Linked DNA regions of Homo sapiens: region 1 is linked to region 2. A link is an interaction called in ENCODE POLR2A ChIA-PET data of the cell type or tissue named here. Cell type or tissue: A673. All regions are shown on one strand. Links, peaks and the distances in the headings refer to the core of each region. The heading gives the core; the rest is flanking DNA.

Region 1 (8,332 bases), core at 73-8,072, 56 kb before region 2:
GAGCCCTGAAATATACATTAGCCGGGTGTAGGGATGAGTGTGGGAGAGCGCTGAACAAAGTGGGAACCTTCCAGATTGCCTTCCCCACTTCCAAGGCAGGCTCCTCATGTGGACCCTGGTAGCTTGCCATCCAGCATTCATCCCCTTGTGATAACGCCTCCCAAAATTCACTTGCAGAGCCCTCCCCGACTCTCAGCCCACCTTGTCTGGACCTTTGGCTAGGAACCCCCAGTTCCCAGGGAGTGGAGCTTGTGACACAGGCTTAAACCAGAGCGCTGGTCTTATCTGCTTGGCCACCGTGATTGGTCAGGGTGGTCATGTGACCTGAGCCAACTAATCAGAGTGTACCTCAAGACTGTGGAAGAACAGTGATTGTTTTTTCCCCCACCAGACTTCAACCAGATGGTGTAAGGTGTGGAATAGTTGAAGCCATTTTGCCATCCCATGGAGCCTCAGAGCAAAACCACTACTTAGATAAGAGCCTAGACTAGGATCTGTAATAACTGGGTCAAGCTGCACTTAAACCTGGTAGATCTCTGAGACTTCCCAGTGACATGGGCCAATAAGTTCCATTTGGCTTCAACAGGCCCTTCCCTACAACCCACTTACCATCTGGGATGAGAATCGGAGTCTTTTACCTTAGAAGCTATTAAGCCTGGCTCCTCTTCCATCTTACTGATGGGAAAACTGAAGTCTAGAGTGATGGAGAAATTATCTAAAAATCTCAAGACTGTAGCCACCAGGCCAAGAACTAAAAGTCTAGGGAGGTTTCCACCATGCCTCAATGTCTTTCCAGGTGGATCTGTGCCATGGACTTGCAGAGTGAAGTGTTTTAGCCACTGAACCCTCTCTCCCCTCATCCCCAGCCAAGATTAAGACAAAGCTGTTGCTTCTTTTTTTTTTTTTTTTTTTTGAGACCGAGTTTTGCCCGTCGCCCAGGCTGGAGTGCAATGGCACAATCTTGGCTCACTGCAACCTCCACCTCCCAGGTTCAAGTGATACTCCTGCATCAGCCTCCCGAGTAGCTAGGATTACAGGCACCCACCACTATGCCCGGCTAATTTTTGTATTTTTAGTAGAGATGGGGTTTCACCATGTTGGCCAAGCTGGTCTCGAACTCTTGACCTCAGGTGATCTGCCTGCCTCGGCCTCCCAAAGTGACAGAGAGTGAGCCACTGCGCCTGGCCAAAAGCTGTTGCTTTTGTGGTCCCCCTGGGATCTATCAGTGAAGCAACAGTTTCTGATTTTGTTTTTCACAGACCTACTACATTAGTTTCCTAGACCTGCTGTAACAAATTACCACAGACTTGTAGCTGAAAACAACAAAAATGTATTCTCTCACAGTTCAGGAGGCCAGAAGGCAAAAATCAGCCGGTGTCAGTTGTGTTGGTTCCTCCTGGAGGAATCTGTTCTGTGCCTCTCTCCAAGTTTCGGGAGCTTGCCAACAATCCTTGGAGATTCTCGGCCTGGCGCTGCACTAGTCCTATTTCTACCTTCTGCCTCCATCTTAACGAGGCCTTTCAGCCATGTGTGCCCACTCTGCGTCTCTGCATCACCAAATCTCCCTCTCCTTACAAGGACACAAGTCATAGGACTGAGGGCCCACCTTAATCCAGTATGAACCCATTTTAACTCAATACAGCTGCAATAATCCTATTTCCAAGTGAGGTCATATATTCTGGGGTTCTGGGTATGAATTTGTGGGGGATACTATTCAACACAGTACACCGACTATATGCCGGCCATTGTGCCCCATGCCATGAGACATACCAAAGATGTACTGGAATGGAGTGGTGTGTCTAATAATGACGTGAGCCCTGGGCTCATATCCATTCAGTGCACACTTCCTGAGCACCTATTGTGTGCAAGGTACTGTGCTAGGGGCCAGAGGCCTAAGGATGCCTATGATGCAGCCCCAGTGCTTAGAGAGCTCACAGGGCAGGGAAGGAGCCTGGGGTCTGGCAGGGCTATCTATGAACAGTTAGGAGAGTGGGGTTCCAGTCCTGTCTCACCCTTTCATAAACTGTGTGACCCTGAGCAACTCATTCCTCTCTTGACCTATTCATTCTCTGTAAAATGAGGAGGAGTGGGCAATCTCTAAGGTATTTTGAAGCCCTGATGTTCTGAGAGCCTTTTTAAATGTGGGTGAAAATGCTTTGTAAACCACAAAGTGCTATATACACAAGGAGAGGCAGAATAACATGAATAGTTAAGGGAGTAAATCAGTCGGCCTGGGGTTCAAATCCCAGCTCTGCCATTTGTCAGCCCCTATGACCTTAGGCAAGTTAACTTAACCTCTCCAGACCTCAGTTTCCTCTTCTGTAAAATGGAATAAGAATGCCCAATTCACAGAGGTATCATGGGGATTAGAGGAATTAATCCATGCAGTGTTGAGGCCAGGGCAGAGCACACAGCAAGTGCCCAATAACTATTAGCTATCATGATCCCTAGACATCCTCTCTACTACCACGGAGCTTACAGTTAGGTGGGAGATAAAACTAATGGGTGGAAAAGCTACAGACAAAGACCAGATAATGGATCAGTCAGAGGGTTCTCAAGTACCAGCATGGAAAGAACCCTGGGACTGGTGCAATCCAACCCTAGGCACGTATCTGCCCTTCAACAGCAGGACGGAGAGCAGCAAGGCCAGGGTCACTCCATAGGCCCAAGGACCTAGAAGACCAATTGGAAAACTCTCTGGGAGTAAGGTGAGCTCATGCAACAGGATAAACTTCTGCTCAGAAGTCAAACTAGCCTGGGTTCAAATCCAGCTCTTACCTCCTCATGGGTGGCCTTGAACCAAAGACTTAACATCTCTGTGTCTCAATTTCTCCCTCTGGAAAATAAGAATATGATGGTGGACTCTACCTCACAGCATTGTTGTGAGGACTAACATGTTGTATATAAACCACCTGGTATGAAGCCAATCTCCAATAAATGTTAGCTGCTGGTAACACACCCTCCACCAAGAGGGGCAGACACCATTACTCCCAATGGATTAGGACTGGGGAAACATCACTCCTGCTCAGAGATTAATCAGATGCATATTTCGGGAGTTTTGTGAAGTAATGCTTTTTACTACTTGTATTAGTCCATTCTCACACTGCTACAAAGAACTACCTGAGACTGGGTAATTTATTTAAAAAAGAGGTTTAACTGACTCGCAGCTCTGCAGGCTGTACAGGAAGCATGGCTGGGGAGGCCTCAGGAAACTTACAATCATGGCAGAAGGTAAAGAGAAATCAGTCACGTCTCACATGGCTGGAGAGGGAGGAAGAGAGCAAAGCAGAAGGTGCTACACACTTTTAAACAACCAGATCTTGGGAGAACTCTGTCATGAGACAGCACTAGGGAGATGATGCTAAACCATCTGAAACCATCCCTGTGATCCGATCACCTCCCTCCAGGCCCCACCTCCAACACTGGGGATTACAGTTCAACACAGGATTTGGGTGGGGACACAGAGCCAGACCATATCACTACTCTACATCTCAACAGATCCAAAAAGGCCAACACCGTCCAAAGTCAGCCACTGCCCAGGAGCCAGACCAGGAATGCAAGGTGACGCCTCGTAAGTGTCATTGTGAAAGCGGAGCCAGCTCCGTGCCAATCCCCTGCCTATTTCCCGTTCTTGCCTGAAGAATCCCCTCCCCCCGTTTCTGGCCACACATCTCATGCTTTGGGATTTGTTTGTCCTTGTTCTGACTCTCCCACTCCCAATCCTTGTCTGGCAAGTGGGCCCTGCCTTTGGAATTCTCCACCCCACCTTTAGCTCATCAGCATGGGTTCACTCCCTGACAAGTGAATCCTCCACATTGCTGCCCCAGACCCAGAAACTACGCAGTCCCGAGCCTTCCTGGAACCTTCAACATGAGTTCCAGCAACACTGAATTGCTCAATAGAGCACTGTTTACATTAGGACTTTCCTCCACAGCCAAAACCAGAATACCATCCTGGAGCGGTTTAAACTGATAGGGGTTATTCATCTCCTACAGTAAGGCTTAGGCAGCCCAGAGCTGAGAGGGCAGCTTAGCCAAGCTCTAAAGGACTCAGGACAGCTCCCAGCTGTCCTGCCATCCTTAGTTCTGCCATCCTTAGTTTTCCTCTTCGTAGCTTTTGCCTCATGGCCACAAGATGGCTGCCGCCTTTCCAGACATCAGTTCCACATTATAGGCAGAACAAAGGAGGGGAAAAAAAAAAAAAAAAAAAAAAACAGCAAATAAGTCTATACCTATCGCAAAAAGCAAAAACTTTCCCAGAAATCCTCAGCTTACTACTCATTGGCCAAAATTATGTCACATGGTCACCTCTAGCTGCAAGTAACCAGTTTGAGGTGAAACATGTTGACATGTTGACTTACAAACAAAATATGGGTAATGTTAGTAAGAAAGAAGAATTTATTTATTTATTTATTTATTTATTTATTTATTTATTTTGAGACAGAGTCTCACTCTGTTGCCCAAGCTGGAGTACAGTGGCACAATCTCAGCTCACTACAACCTCTGCCTCCTAGGCTCAAGCAATTCTCATATGTCAGCCCCCCGAGTAGCTAGGACTACAGACATGCACCACCACGCTGAGCTAATTTTTGTATTTTTAATAGAGACTGGATTTCACCATGTTGGCCAGGCAGGTCTCAAACTCCTGGCCTCAAGTGATCCGCCCACCTCAGCCTCCCAAAGTGCTGGGATTACAGGCGTGAGCCACCATGCCCGGCCAAGAAGAATAATTTAATATAGAGTAAACCAGAGGTCTGCAAACTACAACCAGTGAACCAAATCTGGTCCACTACTTGTTTAATGTTTAAAAAATTATTGATATATCATAATTGTATTTTTTGAGTACATGTGATATTTTGATACATGTATATAATGTATAATGATTAAATCAGGGTAATTGGGATACCCATTACCTCAAACATTTATCTTTTGTGTTAGGAGCATTACAGTTCTTCTCTTCTAGCTATTTTGAAATATACAATAAGTTATTGTTAACTATAATTCTTCTACTGTACTATCAAATACTAGAACTTAGTCCTTCTATCTAAAACTGTATTTTCGTACCCATTAACCAACTTCTGTCCATTCCTCCATTTTTATAAATAAAGTTTTATTGAAATGCAGCTGTATCCATTTGTTTACAATACTACAATAGCAGTGTTGAGTACTTTCGACAGAGACTATATGGCCCACAGAATCTGAAACACTTACTCTCTGGCCTTTTACAAAAAAAATTTGCCAACTCCTGAAATAGATGATTGGTAGCATCTGCCACAAGTACTAGAAAAGGAAGACATAATTTTTTTCTGGAAATAGCTTATTATTTTCAAAAGAGCATTCCAGTAATAATGAGGAAAAAAAAGATTTTTGCTCTGCTTACATGTATTTTGTAGTTTAGTGTTAATTTTTACTTTGAATTATATGTGGGATGAATGAGAAGCCTTATAAACTTCAGGGATTAGGGTCAATACGGTTCTTAAATTGGCCCTGATTTCCAGGCATTCCTACCCATGGTCTGACTTCCATTCATTCCACAACGAGGCACTAGGCACCTACTGTGGCAGGCATTGTGCTAGGTCCTGGATAAGGACAGGATGGACAGACGGATGGATGGATGGTTGGATGGATGAACAGTTGGATGGATGGATGGATGGATGGATGGATGGATGGATGGATGGATGGGAAACTGTGAGAGATAAAGCAAAAGAGAGAGAGAGGAACAGAGAAATTAGACTAAGCAATTTCATGCCTTCTCAATTTTGCCTAGAAAATATGTGTGTGAGGAGGAAATGCCATTCCAGTAGGCATGTGGGTAAAGGCCTTGTTGCTGTAGCAAAGAGACCCCTTTAGAACTGTGTAGGTATGCAGGAACATAAGTTGATTTCCCACAGTCCACAGTGGCAGGTATCTCTGCTCCACAGAATCAGGGACCTCGGCTTTTTCCATCACATTCCTCCACAGCCTCTAAGACGTTGTCCTTGTCCTCATGGTCAAGACTGGCTTATAGATGCATTTGGTTTCCAGGTTATGGGAAGAGGAAGAAAAAGCATGGAGGAACACACTCCTAAAGTTTTAAAGACCTAGAAAGTAGCATATCTCACGTGTTGCTATAGACTGGAGGTATCCCTCCAAAATTTATATACTCCAATGGACCCCTAAGCCCCAATATGATGGTATTTGGGGATGGGTCTTTGGAAGGTAATTAGGTCATGAGAGTGGAGCCCTCATGGTGGGATTAGTGCTCTTATAAGAAAAGACATGAGATCCTCCCCCCACTCCACCCCCATCTATGTGCCAGGTGAAGACAGAAGGAGAAAGCAGCCTTCTACAAGCTGGAAGCAGCCCCTTGCCAGACACCAGATCCACCTGGGCCTTGATCTTGGACCTCCCAGCCTCCAGACTGTGAGAAATAAATGCTTACTGTTTAAGCTGCTCAATCTATGGTATTTTTGTTATAGCAGGCTGAACTCACCAAGACACTTCCCTTCACCATCCACTAAGTCACATGGTTCATCTACTTAGAAGGAAGGCTGGGAAATGTAGTCTTTGGCTGGGCAACCATAAGACTAGCTACAATCCAATTATTTTGGATGAATGGGGGAGTGAATTTTGGTAGACAACTAGGAGTGTCTATCACATAGGGTAGGCTCATGAGTCCTTGTTGAACTCAGAGTGAGACAGTCAACATCTGTGTGTTCCCAGAAGTTCTCAAGCCGCACAGGTACAGATCCACTGACCCCTGAACCTGGGAAGTTAGTTCTGTTCACTGTGACTGGCAGAAATAATTTCCTGCTGACATTATTAGTGGCTCCCAGCCAAGGCAAGAAAATGAGACTACACCCATAAAGGAACTATTACAGCCCTTCAGCTGCCACGTTGATGATCTTATGCTCTACCTCACACCAAATTCACACCCTGGATAATCACTGTTGGCAAGACCTAAAATTTCACCCTTTGTGGATGGTTTAAACAATTAACATTCCTTAAAGAAAATTCAAAAGCAAACCATTTATGCAAGGTACACAATTCCCAGGGGCCTTAGACCCCCTAAGAAACATCCCCACCCCTCCTTTCCCTCATAAGGGATAAAATGATTAGAATCCAGGAAACTTGCTGTACTGGCCTGTTAACAACCTTAATCCAAGGGAGTGACACTAATGACAGAATTTCAGGTATGATGTGAGAGATTGGAGACAGGGGTATACTTTGGCCTCCATAGAGAGCCCACACTGTCCCCCACACACGCAGCACTGACTGCCCCTGGGCCTCTCTCAGCGAAGTGCATCTGGCCTATATACAAGATATATCTCTTCCCTCCAGTTCAAGGTGGCAGCAGTCATCAGACAAGTTCCTGCTAATGTGCTAAGGAGAAGGCCCTTCCAGATCACCAGGGCCTCTCAGGGACAAGTTTGCCCTGTCTGTCACTAAATTGTTTGTCATGGTGAACTCTCGGGCATAAGAGAGGAGAGACTGGAACAGATACGAATTGCTCTTAATGAACCAAAACCCACAGCTTCAAAGGAAAATCCCAGAGGTAGACTCTCCAGGTGGGGTTGAGGAGACCAGCTCAGTCCCTCTTGAGTCTTTCTTTCCCCAAAGGGATATTTTAGTTCCAAAAGTGACAAGGTAACCAGATGGTATCCTCCAGGTGGAGAACAGCCCACAACTAGGAAGCAGAGTCTCATTCCTTGAGGAGGAAGAGGGGAGTGCTAGTACCCGGGGCTAGTGGAAGAGGGTAGGGTGTGGGCCCGGCTCGTTGTGGGGCAGCTGTTTACTTCACTGCAGCCTGCAGCCCTCCCATTTCCCTACAGCCCACCCAGGGCTGCGCTCAGCTCCAGTGAAGGTTTGTGCAGTTAGGATCTGAGAGTTTAAGCGTACTATATAGGTTTTACCTTTTTATTCTGGAAATTTGCAAATGTACACAAAAGTAAGGAAACTCTTATAATGGGTCCTTGTGTATCTACGCCTAGCTACAACTATCAATGGCTTATCTTATTTAATCTATCAACCTTTTAAAAAAAATCTTTTTGAGGTCAGGCACGGTGGCTCACGCTTGTAATCCCAGCACTTTGGGAGGCCGAGGCCGGCGGATCACCTGAGGTCAGGAGTTAGAGAACAGCCTGGCCAACACGGCGAAACCCGGTCTCTACTAAAAATACAAAAAATAACCGGGCGTGGTGGTGGACGCCTGTAATTCCAGCTATTCGGGAGGCTGAGGCAGGAGAATCGCTTGAACCCGGGAGACGGAGGTTGCAGTGAGCTGAAATAGCACCACTGCACTCCAGCCTGGGCGACGGAGCGAGACTCCGTCCCAAAAAGAATAAATAAATAAA
Region 2 (8,332 bases), core at 130-8,129:
TATGAGCCTCAGGACTTTTTTTTTTTTTTTCCAAGTGCTACTTGGCTAAGCCCTTTCACATTTTCCCCAGCCTCACCTTCCCCAGATTTGCTACATCTAGAAGGAGGTACTGCAGCAAGAAGATAAACTAAAGGAAGATGTGAGCAGTTCCTAGATTTTAAAATGACCTCTGTGGTTTTTCATTACCTTTCTCTCCCCACTGCAACTTGGATAGGTGTTAGCAACAGTTCCTCTTCCACTTTATTTAAATCATTTTGTCCCTGGCTCTGTGCTGCGCCTCTTTCAGGAGCTTCTGGGACAGAGGGAATTTGTAGAAATAAAATATGTTCCCTCTCAGCCCATTTCTCTTAGAATTGGTAAATGAGGTAAACTGGGAACTTCCCAGGATGCCCCATGAGAACAAGTGTGTCTCTCTTCCCAGATGCTGAGAGCTGAACACTGTTGGACTGTTGGGAAGTGGATTGAGAACGCTAGTCTACTGGCAGGGAAACAGGAGCTTCTCTGAGCTATTCACATTGGTACCTGAGAGAGGCACTTTACTGTTCTGCTGCCAAGGAAATGTTTCTGTTTGCCCAAAGGGGATAAAAACCTTCATCTTTCTCTTTGAAATTAGGAAAGAATAAATATATTTTTAAAATAATAAGAATTTAATATTTAAGTATTTCTAAATATCACTCAGATACTTAGAAATAAATCCCTGCCAGAGATTGTGAGTTTAGGTTATCCTTTTCCATGGGGCTTAAGCTCTCTTAATTACTTAGGAAAAATTAATTTCTATTAATATCCTATGTAGCCAATCTGTGCCAGCCAGTGGTATCATCATCGTTGTTAGATAACCTTGCCTTGAAGCAGAGGAACTTGGTCAAGGACAGCCTGGACCCAAAAGAATTCACTGTTATCCTCCCTCCCCCCATTAACAACAAATAAATAAAATATTCCTCAACACAGGATCAGCCATTCCTAGAGAAGGCCTTCCCTAAATATGAGTACTTAATCAAAGGATCTGCTTGTTTTATTCTAAAAGGCTAGCCTTGTAGAGTCCCTGAGTTATAGTGTCCTCTCTATATTTTTGGAAATCCCAGTCTGGTTTTCTCCAGTTCTGCCTGCCTCTGGCTCCAGAGCACTTACATAATAATGTAATTCAGTTGCACATGTTGTCTAATCCAAAGGGTAAGCTTTGCTCTCCCAGGACCATGTGCTCTGAATTTTGGCCATGTGAGCTCAGCTAAGAGCTGCCAAGGGTGAAGTGCCAGCCCCCAACACCACCATCTCCAATGCCCAGGCCAGTTTCCTTCAGAGTCCCCTCATTGGAGTAAAGAGAAATTGGAGTAAAGAGGAGGGTTCTAAGGGACCACAGAAGGCCCAAGGTTCTCTCTGGTGAAAGAATGCATATACCTGCCCACTGAGCCTTTGCCCAGTCGCAGCACTGCTCCAAATGTGAGGGACAGCTGTCACCTGGCAGGCCTCAAAGGTAGTACCCTAGTGGTGGCTTCTCATTCTCTGCATTCTCTGGCTGCCTGGAGTCTGGAGATACTGGGGACCCTCCTCACATCCCTGTCTATTGCCTCCGTGTGGTGGCTGTCCTGAGCCCTCCCTTCCCGGGTTGACTCGGGAGGGAAGTTGGAAGAAGCAGAGCATTTCTAGCAGGCCAAAGGGGAGGCAGAAATATGGATGCTCAAGAGAGAAAGTTTAGTACAAACAAACTAGAAGCAAAGAAAGGCAACTTGTAACAGAGACTAGAAGTAAAGTTCAGTTTTCTAGAGTAGTGCTTGTGAAACTTTAATATGCAAATGAATCACCAGGGGATCTTGCTAAAATACAGATTCTAATTTTGGAGGTCTGGGTTAGAGCCTGAGATTCTGCATTTCAACAGACTCCTGGGTGTTTCACAGCCAATGCTGCTGATTGTCAGACCACACTCAGAGGAGGAAAGATCTGGCAGCAGAGGTGTTGCTGGCCTTTGAGTTGGCCTGTGGTGCTCCCTAATGGCTGAGCCCAGGGCAGCACAGCCTCAGTGCTCTGTTTGTTGAGAGGCAGTGGCTGGCTAAAAACGAACATGTCAAGCCTGACAGATTGCCTAGGTTTGAATTCTGGCCACTTACTAGGTATATGATGTTGGGCAAGTTTCATAATCTCTCTATGCCTCAGTTCCCTCATCTATAAAATGGGAATAATAATATTACCTACTTGATTGGGCTGTTTGAGAATTAAATGAGGTAATGTATGTGAAACAAGTAGAATAGTGCCTGTCATTGTAAATGCTTATTAAATGTTAATCATTGCCATTATTATCATTATTTTTATTTAGTTGCTGGGTTCAGAGTTGGGCCTTCTACCAGCCTCACATCTCTGCTTCCTGCTATAAACATCTTTTGTGAAAGAAGAAAAGGGCTCTCATAGGATTAGCTGTACTTTAGAGATGCTACGAGGAATCTCTCCTTTTAGTAAATGAGGTCTAAAAATAAAGTTCTATAGAAGGCAGATTGCTACATGTTCTGGAACCTAGATTTCATGTGCATTCCAACCTTATTTATAGCTTCAAATCAAAGTCCTATGCAGCCTGGTGGACTGTGAAGGAAAAGACCCCCAAAGCGCATGGCAAGGACACTCCTGGGAGCTGCAGATGGAGGACCCTGTGTCCTGGGGTTATGAAATTTAAATCACTGCTCCTAGCCCTAGGCATTCTACCTGGCAGGGTCCAGGTTTCAGATGGCATGAGACCATTTGCATGGATTTCTCTTCTTTTCCTTCCAGAAGAGTGGTGAGGCTTGGGGGAGGCCAACACAAGTGACGCACTTGCAGCTCCCTGTTCCTTTTCTGGAGGTGACAATTTTTCAAAAACAGAAATTCACAGAGGTGGAGCTTTTGGTTTGCATAAAGCAGCATTCAACCTGTTTGTCTTCCATCCCAACCTCTCAGAGAGTCTTCCTCATGCTCTTTTGCAAACATGATGCTTTGAGCCGAGGCCAGGGCTCAGCCCATGCTAGAATGTGGGTCGGTGGCATTGGCCGTAGGAGTGTGTCAAGTTGTGTACGTCAGAGGCAGCAGTGGGGGCTGGTTCTAGTTGGCAGCCTGGGAATAGTCACTGCTTCTGTAAGCCTCCAGTAGTCAGGGAATGTGACTGTGATGTGCCATTTCTATTGTTGACAGAGAAAAATGCTGGGGATGGGTGGAGACCCAAGGGGTAGATAGCAGGTGCCTCAGAGGTATCTGTGACATATGCAGATTGACCTGTGGGTTCTTGAAGAAGAAGATAAGAATGCCAGTGGATTACCTGTAGTCACATTGCTATTAGAGAACAGGATTCCAAACTCCTGAGGGCCTGCAGAATCTCAGCCCCTGGAACAGAGTTGGTGTGCAACTAGAAATCTTTAGAAATGGGGCACAGAACCCTCACGGTGGCTCACGCCTGTAATCCCAGCACTTTGGATGGCTGAGGAGGGCGGATCACTTGAGGTCAGGAGTTCAAGACCAACCTGGCCAACATGGTGAAACCCCATCTCTACTAAAAATATTGTTTAAAAAATTAATTGGGTGTGGTGCACATACCTATAACCCCAGCTACTCGGAAAGCTGAGGCAGGAGAATCGCTTGAACCTGGGTTGGGGAGGTTGCAGTGAGCCGAGATTACGCCACTGCACTCCAGCCTGGGCGACAGAGCGAGACTCTGTCTCAAAAAGTAAATAAATAAATAAAAAAGGGCACAGAGAGGAAAATGTGGGTTTCAGAGTGACCACCCTAGGTTCCTGAATCCCCAGCTTTGTCACTTAACAGCTATGGTCTTAGACAAATTAATTCACCTCTGAGTGTCTCAGTTTCCTCATCTATAAAATAAGGATGGTACTATTTCCTTCAAAATAGTTGAGAGAATTAAATGCAGAAATGCACTTAAAAAGCATGACAGAACCAAAATCCCATTGATAACCTTGGTTGCCTCTGGGGAGTGAGGGAGGGGAAAACCCTTTCTACTATGTACCACTTTGTCACTGGAATTTTGAGCCACATGAATAGTTTATCTGGTTATAATGTTAATTTAATTTAAAAATAAAACGCTGAAGGCACTCAGCAAATGTTAATGTCCTTTCCCTTTCCCCTGGTGATCCAGGTCTCCTGCTGAAGTTCTTGCCTAGCTGCGGTCTTCCCCACCCCCACCCCCACAAAAATGTGAAGATAGCTATTGAGAAGTACCTTTTAAGGCCTTCTCCCTCTTGGGATGAGAACCTGATCACCAGAGCCCTGGAGAGGCCTGGAGAGTGAGCCACCTGCCAAACAAAGCTCTGGGAACTAGGGACCCATTGCAGGCTGTGAGGCTGTGGCAGCAGAAATACGCATGGCCCAGAGCATGCATGCAGAAAGTCAAGGAGTCTTTTCCACCAGAGTAAGGAGGATTTTCCCGGCTGTGGCAGTCTGGTCCTCTGCTAAGAGGACCTTAATGCTTCATACCACAGTATTGCACTGGCTTTTCAGATGGCTCCCACGTGAGTCTCACAACAACCTCATGCTGGGCAGATACTTATATCTAGCCCCAGAGACTGCGAGGGAGTAAGTGACTAGCCTCTGATCACACAGAAACACCACACTAGGAACAGCTCACATTTATCTCATGATGTCTGTGTGCCAGGCACAGTGCTAAATGTTTTTCACACATTATTCGATTTTCTTTTCTTAGCAATTTTATGAGATGGGTACTAACATCAGCTTCACATTACCGGCGAGAAAACAGGCAAAGAGGTTAGGTTATTGCCTAAAGTCACACAGCTAGTAAGTGGCAAGACCAGGGTTTGAAGCAGAGCAGCGCTGATCCACTACCACATCCCTCCTGGGCTGGAACCCAGGCCTCTCCAGCCCTAGTGATCATGAGGCTGCCTGTTGGGCATAAACAGCGAACCAGTTTCTCCCTGCTTTGTTAGGAAAGAGAGCCACTCTTCATGATGTTATCACTAACAAGGCCTGTGTGGACTCCACAGGTTCCTACTTCAGTCTCTGGAAGATTTGGACACAAGTTTAAGGAAACTGAACTCCCGCCTGTTTGTAGTCCGGGGACAGCCAGCCGACGTGTTCCCAAGGCTGTTCAAGGTAAGCGTGCAGAGCCCCAGAGAAGACAGTGAGATTCTGTCCCTGACGGTTTCCCCACAGCCTGAGTGATATGATATTCCGACTGAGGGAATGGAAACATCAGGGCTGGTCTGGCTGTTGCTGCTAGAGAAGTTGGGAGCAAAGGCAGCCAGTTAGCTTGCTCTTGGAATGGAAACTGTGTTAAGGAAAAAAATTCTGGGAAACCAGTGTCTTGTTGGAAAGCTCTCAGCTCAGTCCAGACATAGGATGTGGTAAGTCATTCCACTCTGGATGCCACTGGCTTCCTTCAATGTTTTCTTGGCTCAAGCCAGCCAGATTTATTAGGGTTCCTTCTAGGCCAAGACTTTGAGGTGGGGTTTCATGTCTAGCAAGGTACATTTCCCATCTTGCTTTGCTCTGCTTATTGGGAAAAGTCAGCCTTTTCTGCCGGGCGAGGTGGCTCACGCCTGTAATCCCAGCACTTTGGGAGGCCGAGGCAGGCGGATCACGAGGTCAGGAGATCCAGGCCATCCTGGCTAACATGGTGAAACCCCGTCTCTACTAAAAATACAAAAAATTAGCTGGGCATGTTGGCTGGCACCTGTAGTCCCAGCTACTCGAGAGGCTGAGGCAGGAGAATGGTGTGAACCCGGGAGGCGGAGCTTTCAGTGAGCCGAGATTGTGCCACTGCACTCCAGCCTGGGCAACAGAGCGAGACTCCGTCTCAAAAAAAAAAAAAAAAAGGTCAGCCTTTCTGAGGAAGCTTTCTTGTTTCCCATGGGGTAAATGATTGATAGAAATCTTCATTTTGGTGCCACATAGGTTTCTGTTTGCAGTAACGGGGCCAGTCCACTTTTCCCTCAATCCCTTTAAAAAGTATATTCTAAGGCCCACATAGAAGCACAGGAACTCATGGACAGAGGGCTGTGGGACAGACTGCCATCACCCTCAGCAGCACACAATGATTGTCATGCCCCTCCCCACCCTAACTCCGAGACAAAAGGAAAAGTCATGTCAAGGCAAACAGCTTAGTGAATACATCATCCTTCAATTCCCCTCCCCGTAACCCCACACATAATTGTGCATACATGTACAAATCACACAGTGCTAGTAATTGCCCACATTCATTGAGGGCTGCCTATGAGTCAAGCGCTGTTCCCAGTGCTTGTTTACATCAACTGAGTTCTTCCTCACAGCAGGCCTAAGAGGTGGCTACTGCTATCCCGATTTACAGGAGAGGAAACAGTCATTGGTTGTGAAGTTAATAAGTGACGATCTTGGATTCTGACTCTAGAGCTGTATCCTTACCCACCATACCATATAAATACATTTGCCTCCCTTCTCCCCTCGACATTGCCCTTTTTCTCCCCCAGCAACTCAGAGGCCAACCCACTTATATCCCAGAGATATAGCTAGGTCATCCATTCAGTCATGTAATGTATTTTTATTGAGCTTCTGCTAGGTACTAGGCCCCATACTAGGTATAAGGGTAATGATGATGAGTGAGACAACATGGTTTCTGCTCTGAGAGTTCACACTAATAGGGGAAACAGGCAAGTGTATCATTGTCATATAATACATGCTGCAGTGGAAAAAAGACAAGGTGCAGAAGAATTATATTGAAGGAGGAGGTCAAGAAGGCTTCTTGGAGAAAATGTAATTTAATAATATTGTTATTCACAGGTTACAATGAGTATTCAGTGATGTAACCTATATGAACTATAAGCATGGTACCTGGCATATAGCAAGGGCTCAATCAATGTTTAATGCTGATATCCTCGAATGAGGGATAACTGGCCCTGCTAAGGACCCAGTCCCCGGGCAGGGCTGAGTCAGGACCAGACCAGCCTGTGCATGGCTAGGACATTTGCCCCTGTGGTTCAGAGCTTTCAGAGACTATGACCAGAGACTTTGGAGAATGTGTTTTTCTTCTTGCAAGTTGCATGCTCTAGGGCTTTCTGTGGGTTGACTGTACAACCATTCACTGGGCCAGCTTGCTATGAGATCTAGAAATTCCTACCAGAAATGACTAAAGGCTTAGGAAAGAACTTCCTCCTTTTCAACATGTAGCCCCTCTGGTCAGTTTCCTCTGACCTCCAGACTAAGGATCGCTTCCCCTTTCCTGACTCTCTCAGGGCTGGAACCTATTAGCTCTGTTTGCTATTGGCCTCAGGAGTGTTGCTGTGGAAACAATTAAGACACTTCACATAGCACAACTCTGCCAAGAAAACTAGGCCACAAGTCTGCAGGGCTGTGAGGAGCTCTGGGAAAAGCTTGCTGAGCAGGCAGAAGGCTGTGGTCCTGTCCCACCTGTGAGTCAGTGCCACTCTCTGGGACTGGGGGTTTCCCAGGAGCGTTGTATTTATGGCCTCCTGCTGCATTCTCCTACCTCAAGGACACAGCAAGTGCACAAGGCTGCCTACCTCTCTCCCAACTCCACTGTTGCTGTGCTGTTGGCTTCGCCACACTGCCTGCCCTCCTCAAACTTTCTGAACCTCAGCTTGTTTGCTTTCCAGATCAAATCCCTGTTCCTAGTTTTTTCTGCTGCCCATCAGATAGGTCTCTAGACTAGCTCTGTTCTCTCCCAGGAAGGAACTGAGAGTCCAGCTTCCCCCTCCTCCCCAAACACAGTGTTGAGCATAACAGATCCTCTCCCCACAGGAATGGGGAGTGACCCGCTTGACCTTTGAATATGACTCTGAACCCTTTGGGAAAGAACGGGATGCAGCCATCATGAAGATGGCCAAGGAGGCTGGTGTGGAAGTAGTGACGGAGAATTCTCATACCCTCTATGACCTGGACAGGTAAGAGATGGGGCCCAGGGATCAGGTTACCAATTGTGAGAGTTAGTAATTTGGGCCCCTGCTGAGCGGAACTCAGAGAGGTTCAGCATTAGGGCTACCTGACCCAGGAGGCATGGCATCTTCTAGAAGCTGGAGGAGAATAGGCCAGAGTCAGGACCTGTAGAACAGGTCACAAAGAGCTTTACCCCATTGAGGTGGCAGAGAGGCTTGTTAGGCCCAAAGCATGGAAGCAGTGAGGACCCACACTCAGGGTATTTACAAATCTGCTCCTAGTATGCCCGAGTCCCACCTGTGCCTCATATTCCCACTTCCATCCTGCTCAACAGCTGCCCTCTGACCTCAGTGGACCCTGTCTGTTACCCCTCCAACAGACCTCTGTTCACACAGGTCCAGTTTTTGTACCTAAGATGAGTTCCTAGGCTGGGCATGCTGGCTCATGCCTGTAATCCCAGCACTTTGAGAGGATCACATGA

The links. ChIA-PET counts read pairs that join two places held together with the same protein. Peaks named below come from ENCODE experiments on the same cell type or tissue, not always from the same donor. Only the 100,000 strongest peaks of a DNase experiment are listed, where the experiment ranks them.
Region 1: POLR2A ChIA-PET joins it to region 2 with 5 read pairs; 19 of 35 experiments call an interaction of 5 or more read pairs at or near these places.

The regions. Positions count from the first base shown.
Region 1 is chr11:45,795,348-45,803,679 of GRCh38, forward strand. No RefSeq gene overlaps it. Among named protein-coding and RNA genes, the nearest start is that of SLC35C1, 5.6 kb to the right of the region's middle. In A673, for the core only: no CTCF peak of the experiment used is centred there; a DNase peak (open chromatin) is centred at 6,544.
Region 2 is chr11:45,851,015-45,859,346 of GRCh38, forward strand. CRY2 (cryptochrome circadian regulator 2) reads left to right here. Exons shown (of 12, transcript NM_021117.5): 2 at 4,968-5,076; 3 at 7,717-7,859. Among named protein-coding and RNA genes, the nearest start is that of CRY2, 7.7 kb to the left of the region's middle. RefSeq lists a silencer at 1,304-1,598 and enhancers at 1,585-1,724, 8,099-8,332, 8,292-8,332. In A673, for the core only: CTCF peaks have their summits at 1,449 and 1,654; DNase peaks (open chromatin) are centred at 4,487 and 7,277; H3K27ac peaks cover 3,497 bases.